Linked DNA regions of Homo sapiens: region 1 is linked to region 2. Evidence: chromatin loops called from intact Hi-C (ENCODE). Cell type or tissue: HepG2. All regions are shown on one strand. Links, peaks and the distances in the headings refer to the core of each region. The heading gives the core; the rest is flanking DNA. Region 1 overlaps LOC124900990 (a long non-coding RNA gene). Region 2 has its middle 42 kb from the start of LINC02242.

Region 1 (12,091 bases), core at 4,096-9,095, 480 kb before region 2:
CTCCTATTTGGTGCAAGAAATCTAGGCTCTCCACTCAAATGACATGTGGTTTTCCATTTGTTCTTAGTGCTTACATGTGACATAGGCAGTTAATCCATAGATTTTATTTAAACCTCACTTTATATACATATAAAAATGCATGCAATAAAGTACACAACTCATGAGGTTTTTTTAAAGTTTAGTTCTGACGACTTTCAGGACAACTTGAATTTGGGTCCAGGGATAGGTGTTTGGCAGATAGTGATGGCAGAGTGGATTCAACAGTGACCTAGTTATTTGGTGTGGCTTTACCTTTGTGTGCCAGTAATAGGAACCAACAGCTGGGTCAACCTGTTCCAGCTAGTTTATATTCAAAAGTATCACGAGGAAAACATGGGTGAACCAGCTGTTCTAGTGAATTTACACAACACCGTCAGGAGAACTGGTGTCCCCACTGCCATGGGAGGCTTTAAAATACCAACAACAGCTGTCTGAATATTCCTGAAACAATGCAAAAATAGCTGTGAAAAATGGTGATGATTTGCTGGGACTGATTGGGAATTCCAAACCAAGCTTGGCTATTATACAGGCAAGGAGATGGTGAATGGCCTGGGTTCCTGCTGGCCTTTGCTTCACAAGATGTGTTCTCTGCCAAGTACTTTACTTCCCCGTCTCCTCACTCCCCTAGTGAAAGGGTGGGACAGGATTCGTGACTTCAGTGAGGAGTTGAAGGGAGTGAGGTCAGCCTCCCTCCACCACCCTCAAGTTATCAGAAACAGGATGAGGGGAGAGTAATTTAAAAATATATGTAATTAATAGTTAAGTAAAATTATTGTAAAACATTTAAATGATTTTATAATATACAGTTTATAAAAAATATGAGATATTTATGTTTCTGAATAGGAAACATGAGTTTTCAAGCTTGAGAATTGGCCCATTAGAGAACTCATTTTAGTTCTGAGTTGAGAGTTTGGCCAGCGGCTGGGGAAAATGAATTCCCTTCCCTCTTTGAGCCAGTACATAAAGGAATTTGGAATATTCTTAGATATTTATCTTGTATCCACCGTGTATCAGGAACTATCAAGTTTGAGGATATAGTAGTGAACAAAAGAGATCAAAATCCCTGCCCTCAAGAAGCAGGCCGGGCTCAGTGGCTCACGCCTGTAATCCCAGCACTTTGGGAGGCCAAGGCAGGCGGATCACGAGGTCCAGAGATCGAGACCTCCCTGGCCAACATGGTGAAATCCCGTGTCTACTAAAAATACAAAAAAAAAAAAAAAAAAAATTAGCCGGGCATGGTGGCAGGTGCCTGTAATCCCAGCTACTTGGGAGGCTGAGGCAGGAGAATCGCTTGACCCGGGAGGTGGAGGTTGCAGTGAGCCGAGATCTCGCCATTGCACTCCAGCCTGGGCAAAGAGTGAAACTCTGTCTCAAAAAAAAAAAAAAAAAAGCTAACATTCTAGATAATAACTACGATAAAGACATAAATTAATAAATAAATAAGATAGTGTAAAGGATGCTGTGAAGTCCTGCCCAGGTCTCCCTTCAATGAATAACCTGCTGATGGCTGCTGATAGGGCTGCCACAGGTGACTTTAGTCCTTACAGGGATTGCCTCAGCTTCAGAGAGCTGCCTTGTCCAGTGCAAATCCAATGACTGATTTAGGACTGGAAGACCTGGCCTGAGCTCTGGACAGCAGGAGCCTGTGCTGAAAAGCCATTTCCTTTCTCGCTTCAGGACTGCCATGGGATTGGCCAAGGATTTCATTGAGATCTGCATGACAGCCTGACTTTTCCGTTTGCCCGTTCCTGCTTTTGTCTCCTTTCCACACAAGACTAGGACAAGGCTGTCTCTTGGATGGAGCTCATTGGATGCAAAATTTAGAGACACCCTCACTCCCAGGGTCATGCAGGTGCAGAGTTGCTCAGGGATTACATTTTATTTCAAAGTAAAACATTTTTAAAAATACAAGTGACCCTCAAATGCTACATCATACTTTTAACTTGGTGAAGATGCCTTAAGCAAAAATTCAGAATCAAAATTTAGATTAAATTTCAATCCTATATGATGGCATAAATGCAAATAATTTAAGTGAGATATCAATTCAATAAATAAATAAGTCTAGATTCTAACTCAGGCTTTCTGGCTCCAAAGGCCCTGCTCTTTCCATGGGTACAATGTTTGAAGACAATTCCTGCAGTAGGGTTACACTGTGAATCTACATTTTGGTTCTTATAGTTTTCTCTCCATGAATCAATAGGTCAGCTGAGTGGAGCTCTGACCCTAGAAACAGAAGTTAGACATTAAAAAAAAAAATTAAAGTACCCTCCCAACCCTTTTCAAGATATCATTATCAAATTTTATAAAAATAATTCAATTAAGTACCATGTAGCCCCGTTTTATTTTTTAGGAGCTCAGTTAAATCCTTCAGAATTATCTGGTGTATGTGAGTGTGTATGCGTGAAAAATATTGTGTTTTTGAATTGAATTTGCATTTTTTACTTAAAAAATAAAATATATTTCTCCAAATATGAACCACTGAATTTCCAGAGTAGATACATACAATAAACTGGGGTACCCTGTTTAGATTAAAACCCTATTTGAGAAAAAAAAACTATCCATGTACTTTAGTTTTTTTTTTTTTTCATACAAATGTATTTGCCTAAAGAAGGTCATTTTCACCGACTAGCATTTTGTCAGAAAATTTGAAGGACTCAAGTGTACTTCTGTGGATCTGCTGGCCAAAATGTGACATCTGTTATTCCCTAAAACCAATGTGACCCTTGTACACAAGAAATGCTCCAGAAAATACTATGGGAATTACAGACTAAGACTAACTCTCGTAACTGAAAAACTGGTGGATTAACAAAATTTTAAAATAGTCATTATAGGCCAGGCGCGGTGGCTCACACCTGTAATCCCAGCACTTTGGGAGGCTGAGGTGGGCGGATCACGAGGTCAGGAGATCAAGACCATCCTGGCCAACACAGTGAAACCCTATCTCTATTAAAAAAAAAAAAAAATTATTCGGGCGTGGTGGTGGGCGCCTGTAGTCCCAGCTATTTGGGAGGCTGAGGCAGGAGAATGGCATGAACCCAGGAGACAGAGCTTGCAGTGAGCCGAGATTGTGCCACTGCACTCCAGCCTGGGTGACACAGCGAGACTCCGTCTCAAAAAAAAAAAAAAAATTCATTATATATTTGTCAACACTTGTAGAATGTACAACACAGAGTCAACCCTAATATAAACCATGGACTTTGGGTGAATGATGTGTCATGTAAGTTCATAGACTGTAACAAACATACCATATACCATGGCGGGGGGTGTTGATACTGGGGGAGGCTAAGTGTGTGGGGGGTGGGCAGAGGGCACATGGGAACTCTGTACTTTCTGCTCAATTTTGCTGTGAACCTAAAACTGCTCTAAAAGATAAAATCTATTAAAAATAAAAAAATAAAAACAGGATAAGAGGAAGTAAAAATATTGTGATGACCTGATTCATTGAACACGCATAGCCTCCAGACCCACTCTGACACTGGGAACTCATTGATCCTTTGTGCCTCTCTCCTTTACTCTCTACTGTGACTCCTCCAGGCCCCCTTTCCTCTTAAACTGCTATTTCTGCTTCCCATAACCATAGTCCCCTCTCAATGGAAGCCTGTTCTGCTTTACAGATGATCAGACTCTCTTCTCACTCTCACACTCACTGGCCCTGAATCGCCTCTCATTTCCCCTAGAATCCTGGAGGGAGAGACTCTTCCCTTGAGGTCCTATAAGGTTAACCCCTTCATATACTTTCTGGATTGAATCGTAATCCCCTGAAATTCAAGTCCACCTGGAACTTCAGAATGTGACTTTATTTGGAAATAGGATCTTTGCTGATGTAATTAGTTAAGAAGCAATATACTGGACTAAGGTGCGTCCTAAGTCCAAAGTGATTACCATTCTTGCAAGAAGAGGAGAGGACATACAGAGTCACAGGACATGGTGGGATGTAGCCCATGTGAAGATGGAGGCAGAGACTGGAGTGATGCTGCTACAAGCCAAGGAATGCTGAGGATTGCCAACCACCACCAGAAGCCAAAAGAGGCAAGGAAGGGTTTCCTCCTTAGGGCCCACAGAGAGAACACAGCCCTGCCAACACCTTGGTTTTAGACTTAGAACCTCCAGAACTGGGAGAGAATGAATTCTGTCATTTAAAGCCACTTAGTTTGTGACATTTTGTTATGACAGTCCCAGGAAACTAGTACAGATTTTAATAACAGTAGTCATTCCTTTAGAACTCCACATCCATTATTACTATTCTTTCTACCTTCAAGTTTTCCTTGTGCTCTTTCACTTGTCTTCATTCATGTTCAGTCTATCCTAATATATATATATATATTTTTGAGACAGGGTCTCACTCTGTTGCCCAGGCTGGAGTGTAGCAGCACAATCACTGCAGCCTCAACCACATGGGCTCACGCAATCCTCCTGCCTCAGTCTCCTGAGTAGCTGAGACCACAGGTGTGTGCCACCACACCTGACTTTTTTTTTTTTTTTTTTTTTTTTTTTGTAGAGATAGGTTCTGACTATATTGCCTAGGGTGGTCTTGAACTCCTGGGCCCAAGTGATCCTTCTTCCTTGGCCTCCCAAAGTGCTGAGATTATAGGCATGAGCCACCATGCCTGGTCATAAATTAAAAAACAAAACAAAAAAACAAAACAAAACAAAAACTCTCAGTTTTGGCTTGTCTTGATAGTCCTTCAATAAACTGCTTCCATTTCTCACTTCCAAACACCTTCTTTTCTTTGTAATACTAAATTCCTAAATATGCTTAAAGCCCTTTCAAAACTATTTATTGTGTATCATATCAAGTTCTCACTATTCTGGCTTGCTGTTCTAGGCTTTCCTTAGTTTCATCCTGAACTTCTCAGACTCCTTTACATGTTTGCTGCGACCAGACAATCCTACTTCTGAGTCTTCTCTCATGCTATTTCCCTTTTATTTCTGGAATGCCTGGAAGCTCTCTGCAGTCTTCCCTTTGCTCTGTCTCTATAAAGCCTACTTAGGTTTCAAGACTCAACTTGAGGGCTCTCTTCTCTCTGAAGATTTGTCCTTCTTCTTCTAATACACTTGTTTCTTTATTTTCTGAACTCCTTTTATAGTGTTAGTCACCACCACATTTATGTATCTTCTTGTTTGCTAATCATTTTGTGACTTCTTTTAATCCATCTGACTTGATTTCAAGGTGTTTAGTACCAAAGACCATGCCTTTATACTTCTTTCTCTCCCCTCCTAGAGTTGAGCACAATGATGAACACACATTAGGATTTAAATAAATTCACCTTTGTAAGTTCCAGGGCAGTCATGGACTATTCAGCAAACATAGACAATGATTTCTGTTAGGAGACAACAGGCTTTATCTACTAGAATTCTCTGAGCGGGTCAATAAGCATGCGGACATCATTTCTTAAACTTTTCAAAAACCTTGACAATTTTCCACACCAGAGGTTATTTAAAGATAAAAATGAGTCATGATGAGATTGTGGGGAATGTTTTGTCATGGTAAGGGAACTGGCTTAGGGTTCGGAAACAGCCTGAACCACTGCTTCTAGTAATGAATTCCATATGTTTACAACCTTCCACCCAGAGAAAATGGGGCCCTTCTCTGAAAAAGGAGGTCATATGGAGGGGAACCCCAAAAGGGTGCACATCTGTTTTATTTAGCATGTTTGGGAGGAGAGCTCACAATGAAATCTTTCTCAGAAATAGTGTCAATCAAAAGAGGGAACACTCGAGAAAACTTTGGTAGGGGTACATGTCATCAAAGATGTGACCAATGAGTCTGTGTTCTGTTCAATGACAAGAGAGACCCCTAGAGAAAATGCAACACAGGCTAGTTTTAGGTGCTGAATTCTGAGCTATCTGTTACTAGCAAGCAAGGGAACCAGGACATTCGGTTCTCTGGAGAGGCTAATCATTTGGCACCTCTTCAAACAGTGTTAAAGTATTTGCTAAACACTTATTTAGAAGAAAGGCTTAAGGCTACCTGGGAGAAGAGCCAAGAAGGCGGCAGCTCTAACTTCTTTTCTGTTGTCCTGAGACATTCATTTCAACCCCAAAGTTGCATATCCATATCATGGAAACAAAATAACAACTCTGCAGTTGACTGAACCCACCTTCCTCAGGGACTGTCTACTGTAACTCTATTAGGAGTTCTGGACTCTCACCTCCTCACCATTGCTATTCCAAATGGACTCCTATTGCTATATTGCTATTCCAAAGAATATCACTATTCCAAATGTACTCCTATTTGATAAAAGGAATTTTAACATAACAGTTGCTTGTTGCTAGAAATTAGTCTTGGGAGGAAAAGAGAATACACAAACAATCTGAAAGATTTGAATGATCTGAAAGAAAGAGGGCTTTATGGCAGGAGAAAGTATGACTCCCACCTGAAGTACAAGATGGAATCTAGAACCATCACGAGCCACTGTACTAATACAGGTAAGACAGGCCTGGGACCACCAGACCTGATGTAGACATTTCCAGGGGCTGGCAAGATGTTGATAGCTGTGGGACTAGGTGTTGCAGCCTTTGCAATTGAATATTTTACAGCTGCATATTTCAAGTCTGGAAACTTCTGCAACAAGTAGTCACAGAACATGTGAAAATTTCAACCCCTAGCCTTTCATACTCCTATAAAAAGGATTTAAACAGACAAAATGGGTAGGCGAGAAGCTAGTCTTATTTTAGGTGTAAGCCCATCTGCTGGTAAAGCTGAGATTAGAATGCTTCATAGAAAAATCATGATTTCAAATTAAGCGGATAACAATGACTCTCTTGTTTAGCAACCCAAATATACAAAGCAGAAGTCATGCTAGATTGAGCACCAAACAGTGATGTGCAAGGAGAAAGCAGAGCCTTTTCGTTCTTTCTTTTTATTAAAAAAAAAAAGTCCTATACAATGATCACATCCATTTCTTTTCAGGCAACTTAACAACAAATGATTAGCACAGACAAAAGAATTGAAGGAAGGAAGAAGCCGAATCCTTGGTGGTGAGTGCAGAAGAGGAATTTGCTCTTGGCAGGGCCCTCGTGATAGAGGAGAAGCTGAGTCAGGGATTCACGGAACAGAGCAATAAACAGATGGCCGCGCTGAGAGCAGTAATGACTGGACTTTCCAATGGCATCAAAAAGGTTTTTTTTTTTGTTTTCACCTCTCAATAACCGTGAACAGATATTTTAAGAAGTGGCAACACGTTAGAAAGAATAATTAATCTTTCCGGCTGAAAATAATTGTAACAGGAGTCTATAAGATCCCGAAAGTAGGAAGCTATACAATTGCTTCCTCAATACGAGCATCTGTTTAACCTTGTAGAGCAGGCACAACGTAATAGTCAATATGCTGCAACCCGGGGACACCCTGTTGGACAAGGCACTGCCCTAGACTTCATGGAACTCACCATGAAACTCCTTGTGAGAGGGACAGAAGCATGAGCATGCATATAGGAAGCCTTCAGTGGCCTCCTTTACTCCCATCCCCATTCACTACTACTCTCTCCACTCCAAGCCTGTGGCAGCTTTGTCCATCTTTCTTTATAGCACAGGTTACATTGAATTATGGCTGCCTGTTTCCTTGGAGCTCCTTAAAGTTATACACTATATTTTGCAGAATACATATTCATTGGCTAGTTAATTAAATTAATGGAAGAAACATATCCCTCAAGGGGATTTGAAACACCATACAAAAATACCTAAGAGTGACAGAGTAAAAATAAATCAGTGCATAAATAAATAAAATCAGTATACAGAGAAAACAGGTTAGAAAAAGTAAGATATATCCAGAGTAAGAAGATACTTCTTTTGAAAAGAACAAGAATGTTAAAATTTGAATTTTTTATAGAGACAGAGTCTCCCTACGTTGCCCACACTGGTCTCAAACTCCAGGCCTCAAGCAATTCTTCCTTGACCTCTCAAAGTGCTGGGATTACCCACCACGCCTGACCGGAAGAAACTCTTAAACTGAATTTTGCAGGGTGGATGGAGGTTTTTGGGCAGAGAAGTGAGGTTAAAGGAATTCTAGGCAGGGAGTTCTGGCATGTACCATGTTTGAATAACGGTGATGCTGGAAGCTGGGGTGGAGGGGGTGCTGATGAGGCTTGAGATTAGTGGGAGCTGCACTGTGGAAGGCTGTACAGAACAAGTTATGGATAGGAATTTATCTTGTGGGAACCTGGGAGCCAAAAATCATCATGATTGGATCCACATTTCAGAAATGTCTCTCTAGCAGCAGGGTGTTGGACAGATAAGAACATAAATTATGGAAGGCTGTCAGTTCCTTCTTTAATATCAACTCTCCTCAAATCTCTCATCATGTTTTCTATGAACATCAGAAGGAGACCTCACCTCTTATTTTGCAATTTTTGAATAGAACAAAAAAAAACTATTTGATGTGAACTTTTTGGAATACTTGGCTGCTCCCTCAGTCAACAAGAAGTACAACCACCCTCAAGTTCATTCCTCCTAGCCAATGAAAGAGGTACCTCTTTTCCTGCCTAAGACTCATTAGTTCACAATATCTGGTCAGGCATGTGGCTTCCCTTCGCTCCTATCTTTTGCCCCTTCTCTGTCCTGGCTCCTTCTTAACCAATAAAGCATACCCTTCCTCAGACCCTAGGTTCCCCTCAGATCATAAACTCTCCTTTTTTCCACAGTTAAGTTGCTGGAGATTTTCTACATTCACAGTCTGTATTTCTTCTCTTCTAAGTCACTCCTCAACAAATTTTTATTTGGATTTGATACCAAATTGCTCTTGCCAAGATTCCAGTAACCTCCAAGTAGCTAAGACTAAAGAATACTTCCATTATTATCTTATTCGACGTGACTGTAGCATTTGAAACAGTTGACTATTGCCTCCTTGAAACTCTCTCTTCCTTCATTTCCTCTTTCCTTTTCCATATAAAAAATATTTTTGTATTTCTATATGGAATACTATGATTAAATATAAATATTGTAATTACAACCCCAGCTTTTTTTGCAGACCTAGAATCCCATGCTTATCTCTTAAATGTTTATGTTTTCTAGAAATACTTCTCTGGACCTGAGAAAAAAGATGGATTAAAGGGACACATTTACGCATTATTAAAAGATGGGTCCACATGAAACCATCATTGGGATGACATTCAATAAGGAAGAAAAAAGAATAATGATACAATCCTAAGGAATATCAATATTCATGAAGTTGGGAAGAGAAATCAGGTAACACAAAGAAAGTGCAAATCAGAGGAGCAGATGGACAAAGTAAAGACAAGCATCAAGAAAGCCATGGATGAAGAGTTTTAAGAGGGAAGTGCCCTTTGGAAAGGTGAAGTACAATAATACATAACAAGCTCACTAGATGTGGCAATTAGGATACCAGTGTGGCCTTTGAGGGGACAATTTCAATGGAGTAGTGAAAACAGAAGAACAGAGAAGCTCCCTTACACCACTTACATGGGCTACTGAGAGAATGGGAAGTTAGCAAATGGAGACATTAATTTTCTATTTCATTTTCAAAAACCTTGGATGACACAGAGGGAGGGGGAGGGAACAATTTGAGTAGGAATAATGTTAAGGGAGGTCCTTGTCTCAATCTTTTCCTGCTGCTATAACAGAAGGCCTTGGACTGGGTAATTTACAAACAACAGAAATTTATTTCTTACAGTTCTGGAGGCTGGGAGGTCCAAGATTAAAGCAACAGAAAATCTGATGTCTGGTGAAAACGCCCTCTCTGCTTCCAAGATGGCGCCTTGTTGCTGTGTCCTCACAGGGCAGAAAAGATGGAAGAGCAAAAGGGACCAATGCTCTGTGAAGCCTCTTTTATATGGGCATGAATCTCATTCACGAAGGTGGAGCCCTCATGACCTAATCACCTTCTAAAAGCCCCATTGCTATCTTTTTTTAAAATTAATTAATTAATTTTTTATATCTGTAGGTTATTGGGGAACAGGTGGTGTATGGTTACATGGGTAAGTGCTTTAGTGGTGATTTGTGAGATTTGGGTGCACCCATGACCCAAGCAGTATACACTGCACCCCATTTGTAGTCTTTTATCCCTCCCCTCCTTCCCACCCTTTCTCCCTGAGTCAAGGCCCCACCTCTCAATACTATCACACTGGTGATGAAATTTCAACATGTGAATTTTGGAAGAACACATTTAGACCACAGCATCCCTTTAGGATAGTGGAGATTTGAACACACTTATAAACCCCAGGCAATCTTAGAAACTGGAAAGAAGTAATCTTACAAAAAATAAAACAAAGTGTTAGTTTATACAGATGTAATTAATAAATAGAGTCCTCCTAAATGGATATTCATTAAAGAATCATTTAAATAAATTGAAGTGCTACCATTTTGCAGGATTTTTCTTTGGTCAATGAATATGACCAAATATTATAAAAATATTTTCTGAGCATTAGCGGGCTTTGTGTATTCAAAGTATTAATGGGATGCAACATCATGAAATGTAAGACAAGTTGGCAAGTGTTGATGTAGTGGGAAGGGTCATGAAATTGGAATCTGGAGACCCATATCTGTCACCGACCAATCATTTAAGCTCTTCAGATCCCTAGTCTTCCATTTCAAGTTGAGGAGAGGAGGTTGGCCAAGATGGTCTAGTCTTCCCTAGGTAATTTTTGGGTTTTTTTGTAATTTTTATTTTAAGTTCTGGGGTACATGTGCAAGATGTACCCCAGATGTGCAGGTTTGTTACATAGGTAAACATGTGCCATGCTGGTTTGCTGCACCTGTCAACCCATCAATCCCTAGGTATTTTGTAAGGGCTCCTTTCAACTCCAGTAAATTTGGTTGTTTCTCAAGCTAGATTTATCTCATTCCAAGGTCTATGGACATATTCTCCTGGGTCTTTGAGTTCACAATGAAAAATCCTGAATTTTATATTTTCATTTTAATAATAAAGGACTAAATTTTTGATAATATGAAAGACAAACCCATGTCTGCTGATTTCAGCACCTGCATTTATTTTTGTATTTACAAATGTATTAAATACATGTAGTTTGGCTTTTTGATATCCTAAAAGGATTTCAAGTAAAATTTAGTAAGTTGGAAAGCTTCTCTAGTTACCTGTGATTGTTTGTTCTATTTTCTTTTTCTTTTTTTTTTTTTGAGACAGAGTCTCGCCCTGTCACCCAGGCTGGAATGCAGTGGTGTGATCTCGTCTCACTGCAACCTCTGCCTCCTGGGCTCAAGCGATTCTTCTACCTCAGCCTCCCAAGTAGCTGGGACTGCAGGTGCGTGCCACCATGCTGGGCTAATTTTTGTGTTTTTAGTAAAGACAGGGTTTCACCATGTTGGCCAGGCTGGTCTTGAACTCCTGACCTCAGGTGATCCGCCTGGCTTGGTCACCCAAAGTGCTGGGATTACAGACGTAAGCCACCTGCCCAGGCTAGTTTGTTCTATTTTCAAACTGATAACCTACATTCTGGATCTACCAATAAATTTATGTTGAATTATTTCATCTCATTAATGACAAAACTTTAATTTTACATCAATAATTTTCAACTAAAAGGTGTTTCCATAAGTTAAGATTTTCATTTATTTCTTTTCTTTTTTTGAGATGGAGTCTCGCTCTGTCACCCCAGCTGGAGTGCTGTGGTGTGACCTGGGCTCACTGCAATCTTTGCCTCTCAGGTTCAAGCGATTCTCCCACCTTAGCCTCCCGAGTAGCTGGGATTACAGACATCTGCCACCATGCCTGGCTCATTTTTTCTTGTGTTTTTAGTAGAGGCAGGGTTTCACCATGTTGGCCAGGCTGGTCTTGAACTCCTGGCCTCAAGCGATCCACTTGCCTTGACCCCCCAGAGTGCTGGGATTACAGGCACAAGCCACCACACCTGGCCAGGTAAGACTTTCATTTCTTTCTTTCTTTCTTTTTTTTTTTTTTTTTTTGAGATAGAGTTTCACTCTCGCTGCCCAGGTTGGAGTGCAATGGCACAATCTCAGCTCACCACAACTTCCACCTCCCGGGTTCAAGCGATTCTCCTGCCTCAGCCTCCCAAGTAGCTGAGATTACAGGCATGCACCACCACGCCCAGCTAATTTTTTTGTATTTTTAGTAGAGATGGGGTTT
Region 2 (12,091 bases), core at 2,917-7,916:
ACTCAGGAAATCATTGAACCTCTTTCCCAACTGCAAGATCTAGTTCCACCACTCCTCTGCTGAGATCCACCCCAGAACAACCAATGCCCCACCTCTTGATGCCTGTGAAGCTGGAGATGAAGCTTGGCACCCCTGAAATGCTGCTTCAGAAAAACCATGACTGGTGTCATACTCTTCTTCATGTATGCTTTGCAAATCATGCTCAGATACATATACTTGAAGGAAGACCTAAGTTAGCTGGAAAATATTATATTTAGTTCCTGGTCTTTAGCATGACATGTGAGTGGTTCTCAAACTTTGCTGTAAATTAGAACTTCCTGGGGAGCTTTCAGAATCCAAACACTGAGGCTATACCTCATAACAAGCATATCGAAATCACTGGGGATTCGGTATATTTGCTTTTTAAAAAACACTGCAGGTGAATCTCATGTGTAGCCAGTGCTAAACCAGAGATGCAAGGCATGGCTTCTCCAAATTTATTGTATTCATGAATGACCCTGGTATTTTGTAAAAATGCAGAATCTGCATTTTTTGGTTGGTGCAAGTTAGGACCCAAGATTACGCATTTTTAACAAGCTCTCAGGCAGTGCCGATGCTGATGCAGATTACACTTTGAGCTACAAAGATGGACAGCAGTTCTCCAACTGTGGTGTGTTGGAGAGTTTGTTAAAACACAGATTGCTAAGTCCCACACCTAGAATTTCTGATCCAGTAGGTGTGGAGCCTAAGAATTTGAAGAAATACTTAGGTGTCTAACAAGTGCTTAGATGATGCTGAAGCGGCTGTTCTGGAAACCACAGCACCGCCTGATGCAAAATCTGTTACATGGGGGTTGGAATGGAGTTGAGTGAGCCAATTGCTGTATCTGCAACAGGTGGCCACCATGTGGAGTTGCTAATGAATTCATAGTGTATATTCCATTTGGATCCAATAGACAGAGGGGGACTCTGAGGAGTCAGTGAAATGCAATTACTTATTCTAAATCCAGTTACCTTTATCTACCTACCTTCCTTTCATCCATGAAATTTCTGCTGAATTAGCTAGAGAGACCTCATGGAAACATATAGCTGTGTGGTAGAAGCAAGGAGAAAAAAAGAGGGAATATTTGTCTTCCGTGTCCCAGTAAACAGATAGGACTACTTATCTCCACATTTTACTCTTTGGAAAATGAAAGCAAAGTATATGAATGATAAACGAATGGTGGAGATAATCTGTGGCTCACTTGGTCCCCATGGGAGGAGATTTCAAGTGACATCCAGCTCACTGCTAATTTATTAGACACACATCAGATGCTGGGTATTATGTCTTCACTGCAATGCACTCAGAGCCTGGAGAGGAGGGAGTGAGTAGGTTTCTGAATGCATCACTAGCTGACAACTTTTAAAAAGGGTTTTATCATAAACTAGGGATATAAAATAGGTGTACAGCAGTAATCATCTTCAAATGATGCGTTTCATTGTAAATTACCATATCAGATTGAGTTTTTTTGTAAATTATTTTATTTCTTCCATGATGATTTAGTGGGACTATCTTCAAGCCAGTAGAAATATTTCATAAATAATATCTGGCCGTTTTCCCCCTTTTTTTTTTTTTTTTTTTTGAGACGGAGTCTCACTCTGTCCCAGGCTAGAGTGCAGTGGCATGATCTCGGCTCACTGCAACCTCCGCCTCCGGGGTTCAAACGATTCTCCTGCCTCGGTCTCCTGAGTAGGTGGGATTACAGGCACGCACCACCACACCTGGTTAATTTTTGTATTTTTAGTAGAGACTGAGTTTCACCATGTTGGTCAGGCTGGTCTCCAGCTCCTGACCTTGTGATCCACCTGCCTCAGCCTCCCAAAGTGCTGGATTACAGGCGTGAGCCACCACGCCCGGCCTATCTGGCCATTTTCTAACCAATTGGGTAATTTGTTGCACAGTAAAACACCTCACATCTTTCAGCAAGAAATATATTAAATTTGAATAGTAAATACATTACATAATGAATTAGGACACAATTAAAATTTGCTTTAAATATTTCTTTGGGGGAGAGGACACTTCACTTCTACTCAATGAAGAGTAACATTTTTACGGTCCAGAGGTCTTTTATTTTTTTTAACTCCGATTATGCCATGAACTCATAGGGAATAGGTTCCAGCAGCTCAGGCTCCTTCCCATTGGTTCTCACAGAGTGTGCTTCTCTGGGTGGAGCTGGCTGGTCCTTCAGTGGAACCCAGGTCCCTTTCTCTTTGGCTTCTTCCTTTTTATGCTCATTTTCCTTCACACATTTCAAGAAGTTATCTCAGCTCTTAGAGTGCTTAATGTGTTCAGTACACCCATTTATTCTCTGGGCAAGAATCTTGCCCTTAACTTGTTTACAACAATGCCAACAGCATGCTGGGGAACACTGTAGACCCTTCCAGTTCTGCCGTAATAACACTCGTGGGGCATTCCTTTTCAAAAAGTACCCATTCCTTTGATGTCTGCAATATCATCTTTCTCATAGATTCACATATACATGCCCAAAGGAGCAACTCCGTGTTTTCTAAAAGGCCTAGAGCACACATACTGCGTGCCTCCTCTTTCCCTTTGTGTTCATCATTTTGGTGAATTACTAGAAGACGGTGGGTCCGGCTGAAAAGATCAGATAGAGTTTTACTCATAATCATGGCTTGGGATCATTACTTACCCTTTAGTAGGACATCTACTACCTCCCCTTTTTCCCCTCTTCTACATCACATTTAGAGACCCCCAAAATCGAGGTCCAGTCTCTCATCTATGGTCTGCATAAGCCAAATGAACCTGAGAATACTATGATGATCTGAGGCTCCATGGTCTCCATTTACTGAGGAATTGAGATAGGTAGGCATGTTGACTTGAAATGCAGGAGGCTTCAGTAACATGGGGGAAAGAATGCCATGTGGGAAGAACGTTTGACCAGTAGTTTCTGATTCTTTTCTTCAGTTTCAACTCAAAATGACTACAATGTTCTTCCCCTAACTTGCCCTCAGCGATTCAAAGCATGTTCTCTCACACTAGCAGAGAGTCTATTCAAACTACTGAAAGGCATGGCATACTTCTAGGCCTTGGGAATGTAAAACCTATATGACAGTGAGCTGTTTTTACTCACAACCTTCCTGCCCTCTTAATACCAAATGAGAGAGATCTTTTGGTTTTGGTTTTGGTTATTTTTTTCCTCAGAGGAACCGATTCTCTGATTCTCCAGGCACAAACCGGGTATTCAAAAATTCTATCCCATTCTGACACTACCTACCTAGAGTCGGTGCAGACACCACAGGTTACCAGGTTACTGGCTCAGTCCCACATGACTTCCCTCCCCCATTTCGGATGCCAGCCTCAAGTTCCAGGTCTCTTGAACCCCTGAGCACCCAGCTATAAATCAGGCATTTCCATGGCCCCCTCCTCAGGTTCAATAATTTACTAGAAAGGATCACAGAACTCAGGAACACACTTTACTTACATCTACCAGTTTATGAAAAAGGATACAATACAGGAATAGCCAAATGGAGGAGATGCATAGGACAAGGTATAGGGGGTGGGGAGCTGTAGGTGAGCTTCCATGCTCTTTCCGGGTATGCAACCCTCTAGCACATCGATGTGTTCACCAACCTGAAAGCTCCTGAACCCCCAGCATTTAGGACTTTTTATAGGGACTTCATTACCTAGGTATGACTAATTAAATCATTAGCTATGGGCAATTAACTCAGTCTCCAGCTCCTCTCCCCTTCTGGGAGATTGGAGGTGGGTCTGAAAGTCCCAACCCTCTAATCACGTTTTGGTCTTTCTGGCAACCAGTCTTCATCCTGAAACTATCTAGGGGCCTACCAAGAGTCACTTCATTAGAACAAGAGACACTCTTACCACACTTACCACTCAGGAAATTCCAAGCACTTTAGGAGCTCTATGCTAGAAACTAAGGACGAAGACCAAATATCTTTCCATGACACTATAGACAGAGGCTACAACCTTTAAAGTTCTTGCGACTAAGTTTAGAGGTAGGATGTGGACATAATGATATAATTAACAATACAATGATGTATTATCTTTGAGTATTATGGACCCAAAGTGTTATAGGCATTCATAAAAGAAAGTATTCAATCACCAAGGGCTAGAATAGCCTGGATCAACCCAACCTCCAGGGTGGCTGTGAAGGTTATTGCACTTACTCCATGCCAGGTTAGGCACAAACACAAAGAAAGAAAACCCTGAAGCTCACTTTTTCTAATCTGAGCGATGTTGGGGGTGGGGAAGAGAGTAAAATCAAGAATGAAGTAAGATGCCTAGATTTCAACCTCCCCATCTCCATTCTGTGCTGGAAACTTGAAGAGAGGGGCATACAACAGGGAGGTAGACAGAAAGGAAGCTTTAGAAACATTAGAAGAGTGACATTGAAAGACACTGATCTGCCTTTCTAGTCCCAGTGAAGAGTAAACTGTGACCCTTCAGAGAAACCTCAGCCTGTCCACACAAACACCAACACAAACATAGTACAGCAGTGACAGCACTGGAGAAGACAGCAGAAAGAAAGACGGTGCAAGAATATTTCAGTCCACCACACCTTGCAAGAGGTGCAAAGGAGCCCAAGATGTAGTCTACGGAGTCTGCAAGGAGATGCAGAAGTTCTGAGAGAAACTGTCAAATAGCAAAGGATCAGAAAGGAAGGGAAGGTGCTTCTGAAGATCTTTGAAAATGAAAAGCACCTGGAGGGATTGAAGAGCACTCCATAAAGCCTGGCAGTCATACCTCAGCAGGAATCGATCAAATGGGCAGACCTCTCTGGCCACCCCTGCTGTAAAGGCCAGTGACAATCCAAAGTTCACGCCAAATGTTTAGTCAGATGAGATAATTTCAAGGGAGAATCCCTCCCTTCTTTATCAAACCGGTAAGTTCAGAGGAGAATATAGATGTGTTCTATGATCCTAAGAGAAAAGACATGGTTGGGTATATAGATACAGGTTAAGCAAAAATACAAAAGTAAAAATTGGAGCTACGCTAGTCAACAAAAACTCAGGGGCAGTGTAGTCTGAGCCAACCACATGGGAGGAAGGAGTGGAGCTGTCAAAGACAGAGAGGCTGCCACAGTCAACTTTCACCTCAGCATTTTGTTGTAGAAATTGAAGCTCAAAGGCAGGATGGATGGCAGTTTGTGATTTGTAAAGATGTTCAAAGAGATTTTTAGTGATACCCGAACTCTATTGCCAATTCACTATTCACACATCAGATGCTAGGAGTTGTGTTATCAACACCATGTGGCAAGAAAACTTCGTTAAAAAAAAAAAACCTTCTAAATGTTATCATTGTATTGTCAGTTAATGATTATCAAAGAGAGACAGCAGAACAGCTTTAAAGTAGTTGAATGCACACATAGCAGCCAAGGAAGGGGAGAGCTTTATGAAAGAGCAAGTGGTCAACCACGCTGAATGTCTCAAGAAGCCTGCAGTGTAAGCTAAGGCCACTTAAGAGATCGAGGGACAAGCAGCAGCACAAAAAACGGGTGGGTGGGAGTGGAGGGACAGAGGGAACAATGACACTTCCACTAACAGGAGGAATTTTCCAGTTGAAAAGAAAGAGGGTGTATTCAAAGGGTTCAGAGAAGGTTTTTAAAATCACCAGTAACTTAACATCAATTTTGTGGGTTTCTAAGTTAGGAAAACCTTGTTCGTATGTACAGACAAAGAAAAAACAAGGACTTGGAGGAGGAATGATACAGGATGTAAGAGAAAGGGAAATGTTGGAGGGAACAAAGCTCTGGAGGCAGAAAGTGGTTGTTCAAGAAGGTGGATAATGAGGGAGGGGAACTCCTCTTCCAAAACAGCAGATGTGGAGGAGAACAGAATGGAATTATAGACCATGAACAGTGGACCAAGAGGCTGTCCTTGCTGATGGCACAGTTTCATAAGCTTGGCACTATTAATGCATTGGGCCAGACAATTCTTTGTTGTGGGGCTGTCCTGTGCAGGGTGTTTAGCAGCATCCTTGATCTCTACCCTCTTAATGCCAGTAGCAAACCTCCAGCTGTGGGTTTGCTCCAGACATTACCAAGTCTCCAGACATTACCAAGTATCTTCTGGGGAACGCAGGTGCAAAATTACCCTTGGTTGGGAACCACTAAGTTAAAGAGATGGATGGGAGGCACCCGAGTAAGGAAGCTGCTCCCATATCCCAGAGGGCCTCAAGCCTCCAAGGGGTAAGTTCATACAGGGCAAAGGAAAATGTGTGTGTGCAGGACACTGGGATGAAAACTGAGGTGTGGTTTATTAAAAATGAAAAGGGCTTTAAACCCTCTAGGAAAAGCTCCCTCACTCTGCTGTGGTCTTGATGCAGCAAGGTCACAGTGCCTGGTTAGAGCCATTCACTAACTTCTCAGAAAGGTAGCCATGTGTCTTGCAAAATCCTCGACTCTGGTACATATGCTGTGGTAGCTGAGATTTACAGCTGACACATCCCTGCTTTTGTAAAACTCTGTAATCTATTTCTTATGTTCAAAAGCTGTGTGGGATGTTTGTTGACAGCAAATTATTGCTGCTTCTGACATTTAAAATTGCACATGAAGGGGCAAGAGGAAGGCACATACTGCCACAAAGTGAGTTCTTACAACCTCCTCAGAGCCCCAAGGCCACCTGCCTGTTACATGCCCTGGATGGTAACTGTGGCCACCAGGCCAAGACAGATGTCTCTGTGTGAGTATGGTTAGTCTCCATGTTCTTGGTGAAATTCAGTGGGATAGAGATGGGAAGACCTAAATTACAAGATTGGGGAAACCGGGGCAGTTCCAAGATGGCCAAATAGGAACAGCTCCAGTCTACAGCTCCCAGCATAAGTGACACAGAAGATGGGTGATTTCTGCATTTCCAACTGAGGTACTGGGTTCATCTCACTCGGGCTTGTCGGACAGTGGGTGCAGGACAGTGGGTGCAGTGCACTGAGCATGAGCTGAAGCAGGGCAAGGCATCGCCTCACCCAGGAAGTGCAAGGGGTCAGGGAATTCCCTTTCCTAGCCAAGCAAAGCTGTAACAGGTGGCACCTAGAAAATCGGGTCACTCCCATCCAAATACTGCACTTTTCCAATGGTCTTAGCAAATGGCACACCAGGAGATTATATCATGCGCCTGGCTCAGAGGGTCCTACACCCACAGAGCCTCGGTCATTGCTAGCACGGCAGTCTGAGATCAAACTGCAAGGTGGCAGCGAGGCTGGGGGAGGAGCGCCTGCCATTGCTGAGGCTTGAGTAGGTAAACAAAGCGGCTGGGAAGCTCAAACTGGTTGGAGACCACAGCAGCTCAAGGAGGCCTGCCTGCCTCTGTAGACTCCACCTCTGGGGGCAGGGCATAGCTGAACAATAGGCAGCAGAAACCTCTGCAGACTTAAATGTCCCTGTCTGACAGCTTTGAATAGAGTAGTCGTTCTCCCAGCATGGAGTTTGAGATCTGAGAAGAGAAAGACTGCCTCCTCCACTGGGTCTCTGACACCTGAGTAGCCTAACTGGGAGGCATCCCCAAGTAGGGGCAGACTGACACTTCACACGGCCAGGTACCACTCTGAGACGAAACTTCCAGAGGAACAATTAGGCAGCAACATTTGCTGTTCAGCAATTTTTGCTGTTCTGCAGCCTCCGCTGCTGATACCCAGGCAAACAGGGTCTGGAGTGGACCTCCAGCAAACTCAAATAGACTGCAGCTGAGGGTCCTGACTGTTAGAAGGAAAACTAACAAACAGAAAGGACATCAACACCAAAACCCCATTTATACGTCATCATTATCAAAGACCAAAGGTAGATAAAACCACAAAGATGGGGGAAAAAAAGAGTAGAAAAGCTGAAAATTCTAAAAATCAGAGCGCCTCTCCCCCTGCAAAGGAACGCAGCTCCTCGCCAGCAACGGAACAAAGCTGGACGGAGAATGACTTTGACGAGTTGAGAGAAGAAGGCTTCAGACGATCAAACTTCTCCGAGCTAAAGGAGGAAGTTTGAACCCACGGCAAAGAAGTTCAAAACATTGAAAAAAGATTAGATGAATGGCTAACTAGAATAATCAATGTAGAGAAGTCCTTAAATGACCTGATGGAGCTGAAAACCATGGCACGAGAACTATGTGATGAATGCACAATCCTCAGTAGCCGATTCGATCAACTGGAAGAAAGGGTTTCAGCGACGGAAGATCAGATGAATGAAATGAAGTGAGAAGAGAAGTTTAGAGAAAAAAGAGTAAAAAGAAATGAACAAAGCCTCCAAGAAATATAAGACTATGTGAAAAGACCAAATTTACGTCTGATTGGTGTACCTGAAAGTGACAGGGAGAATGGAACCAAGTTAGAAAACACTCTGAAGGTTATTATCCAAGAGAACTTCCCAAACCTAGCAAGGCAGGCCAACATTCAAATTCAGGAAATACAGAGAATGCCACAAAGATACTCCTCGAGAAGAGCAATTCCAAGACATATAATTGTCAGATTCACCAAAGTTGAAATGAAGGAAAAAATGTTAAGAGCAGCCAGAGAGAAAGGTCGGGTTACCGTCAAAGGGAAGCCCATCAGACTAACAGCTGATCTCTCAGCAGAAAATCTGCAAGCCAGAAGAGAGTGGGGGCCAATATTCAACATTCTTAAAGAAAAGAATTTTCAACCCAGAATTTCATATCCAGCCAAACTAAGCTTCATAAATAAAGGAGAAATAATATCCTTTACAGACAAGCAAATGCTGAGAGATTTTGTCACCACCAGGCCTGCCCTAAAAGAGCTCCTGAAGGAAGCACTAAACATGGAAAGGAACAACCAGTACCAGCCACAGCAAAAACATGCCAAATTGTAAAGACCATGGATGCTAAGAAGAAACCGCATCAACTAACGAGCAAAATAACCAGCTAACATCATAATGACAGGATCAAATTCACACATAACAATATTAACCTTAAATGTAAATGGGCTAAATCCTCCAATAAAAGACACAGACTGGCAAATGGGATAAAGAGTGAAGACCCATCAGTGTGCTGTATTCAGGAGACCTATCTCACGTGCAGAGACACACATAGGCTCAAAATAAAGGGATGGAGGAAGATCTACCAAGAAAATGGAAACTAAAAAAGGCAGGGGTTGCAATCCTAGTCTCTGATAAAGCAGACTTTAAACCAACAAAGATCAAAAGAGACAAAGAAGGCCATCACATACTGGTAAAGGATCAATTCAACAAGAAGAGCTAACTATCCTAAATATATATGCACCCAATACAGGAGCACCCAGATTCATAAAGCAAGTCCTTACAGACATACAAGGAGACTTAGACTCCAACACAGTAATCATGGGAGACTTTAACACCCCACTGTCAACATTACACAGATCAATGAGTCAGAAGGTTAACAAGGATATCCAGGAATTGAACTCAGCTCTGCACCAAGCGGACCTAATAGACTTCTACAGAACTCTCCCCACCAAAGCAACAGAATATATATTCTTGTCAGCACCACATCCCACTTATTCCAAAATTGACCACATGCTTGGAAGTAAAGCACTCCTCAGCAAATGTAAAAGAATAGAAATTACAACAAACTATCTCTCAGACCACAGTACAATCAAACTAGAACTCAGATTAAGAAACTCACTCAAAACCACTCAACTACATGGAAACTGAACAACCTGCTCCTGAATGACTACTAGGCACATAACAAAATGAAGGCAGAAATAAAGATGTTCTTTGAAACCAACGAGAACAAAGACACAACATACCAGATTCTCTGGGACACATTCAAAGCAGTGTGTAGAGGGAAATTTATTGCACTAAGTGCCCACAAGAGAAAGCAGGAAAGATCTAAAATTGACACCCTAACATCACAATTAAAAGAACTAGAGAAGCAAGAGTAAACACATTCAAAAGCTAGCAGAAGGCAAGAAATAACTAAGATCAGAGCAGAACTGAAGGAGATAGAGACACAAAAAACCCTTCGAAAAATCAATGAATCCAGGAGGTGGTTTTTTGAAAAGATCAACAAAATTGATAGACCACTAGCAAGACTAATAAAGAAGAAAAGAGAGATGAATCAAATAGATGCAATAAAAAAAGATAAATGGGGTATCACCAACTGATCCCACAGAAATACAAACTACCATCAGAGAATACTATAAACACTTCTACGCAAATAAACTAGAAAATCTAGAAGAAATGGATAAATTCCTGGACACATACACCCTCTTAATACTAAACCAGGAAGAAGTTAAATCTCTGAATAGACCAATAACAGGCTCTGAAATTGAGGCAATAATTAATAGCCTACCAACCAAAAAAAGTCCAGGACCAGATGGATTCACAACCGAATTCTATCAGAGGTACGAGGAGGAGCTGGTACCATTCCTTCTGAAACTGTTCCAATCAATAGAAAAAGAGGGAATCCTCCCTAACTCATTTTATGAGGCCAGCATCATCCTGATACCTAAGCCTGGAAGAGACACAACAAAAAAAGAGAATTTTAGAACAATATCCCTGATGAACATTGATGCAAAAATCCTCAATAAAATACTGGCAAACCAAATCCAGCAGCACATCAAAAAGCTTATCCACCATGATCAAGTGGGCTTCATCCCTGGGATGCAAGGCTGGTTCAACATATGAAAATCAATAAACGTAACCCAGCATATAAACAGAACCAAAGACAAAAACCACATGATTATCTCAATAGATGCAGAAAAGGCCTTTGACAAAATTCAACAGCCCTTCATGCTAAAAGCTCTCAATAAATTAGGTATTGATGGGACGTATCTCAAAATGATAAGAGCTATTTATGACAAACCCACAGCCAATATCATACTGAATGGGTAAAAACTGGAAGCATTCCCTTTGAAAACTGGCACAAGACAGGGATTCCCTCTGTCTCCACTCCTATTCAACATAGTGTTGGAAGTTCTGGCCAGGGCAATTAGGCAGGAGAAAGAAATAAAGGGTACTGAATTAGGAAAAGAGGAAGTCAAATTGTCCCTGTTTGTAGATGACATGATTGTATATCTAGAAAACCCCATTGTCTCAGCCCAAAATCTCCTTAAGCTGATAAGTAACTTCAGCAAAGTGTTAGGATACAAAATCAATGTGTAAAAATCATGAGCATTCTTATACACCAATAACAGACAAACAGCCAAATCATGAGTGAATTCCCATTCACAATTGCTTCAAAGAGAATAAAATACCTAGGAATCCAACTTACAAGGGATGTGAAGGACCTTCTCAAGGATAACTACAAACCACTTCTCAACGAAATAAAAGAGGACACAAACAAATGGAGGAATATTCCATGCTCATGGATAGGAAGAATCAATATCATGAAAATGGCCATAATTCCCAAGGTAATTTATAGATTCAATGCCATCCCCATCAAGCTACGAATGTCTTTCTTCACAGAATTGGCAAACACTACTTTAAAGTTCATATGGAACCAAAAAAGAGCCCGCATTGCCAAGTCAATCCTAAGCCAAAAGACCAAAGCTGGAGGCATCACGCTACCTGACTTCAAACTATACTACAAGGCTACAGTAACCAAAACAGCATGGTACTGGTACTGAAACAAAGATATAGACCAATGGAACAGAACAGAGCACTCAGAAATATTATCACACATTTACAACCATCTGATCTTTGACAAACCTGACAAAAACAAGAAATGGGGAAAGGATTCCCTATTTAATAAATGGTGCTGGGAAAACTGGCTAGCCATATGTAGAAAGCTGAAACTAGATCCCTTCCTTACACCTTATACAAAAATTAATTCAAGATGGATTAAAGACTTAAATATTCGACCTAAAACCATAAAAACCCTAGAAGAAAACCTAGGTAACATCATTCAGGACATAGGCATGGGCAAGGACTTCATGTCTAAAACACCAAAAGCAGTGGCAACAGAAGCCAAAATTGACAAATGGGATCTAATTAAACTAAAGAGCTTCTGCACAGCAAAAGAAACTACCATCAGAGTGAACAGGCAACCTACAGAATGGGAGAAAATTTTTGCAATCTACTCATCTGACAAAGGGCTAATATCCAGAATCTACAAAGATCTCAAACAAATTTACAAGAAAAAAACAACCCCATCAACAAGTGGGCAAAGGATATGAGCAG

The links. A loop is a pair of places that touch in the nucleus more often than their neighbours do. Peaks named below come from ENCODE experiments on the same cell type or tissue, not always from the same donor. Only the 100,000 strongest peaks of a DNase experiment are listed, where the experiment ranks them.
Region 1: a loop joins it to region 2, with 18 times the contacts of the local background. A loop is called at or near these places in 1 of 110 quality-filtered maps.

The regions. Positions count from the first base shown.
Region 1 is chr5:68,081,931-68,094,021 of GRCh38, reverse strand. The region is part of intron 1 of LOC124900990 (a long non-coding RNA gene); the gene reads right to left. Among named protein-coding and RNA genes, the nearest start is that of LINC02219, 100 kb to the left of the region's middle. In HepG2, for the core only: no CTCF peak of the experiment used is centred there; no DNase peak of the experiment used is centred there.
Region 2 is chr5:67,599,144-67,611,234 of GRCh38, reverse strand. It overlaps the pseudogene RPL21P55. Among named protein-coding and RNA genes, the nearest start is that of LINC02242, 42 kb to the left of the region's middle. In HepG2, for the core only: no CTCF peak of the experiment used is centred there; DNase peaks (open chromatin) are centred at 4,824 and 5,224; H3K4me3 peaks cover 1,605 bases.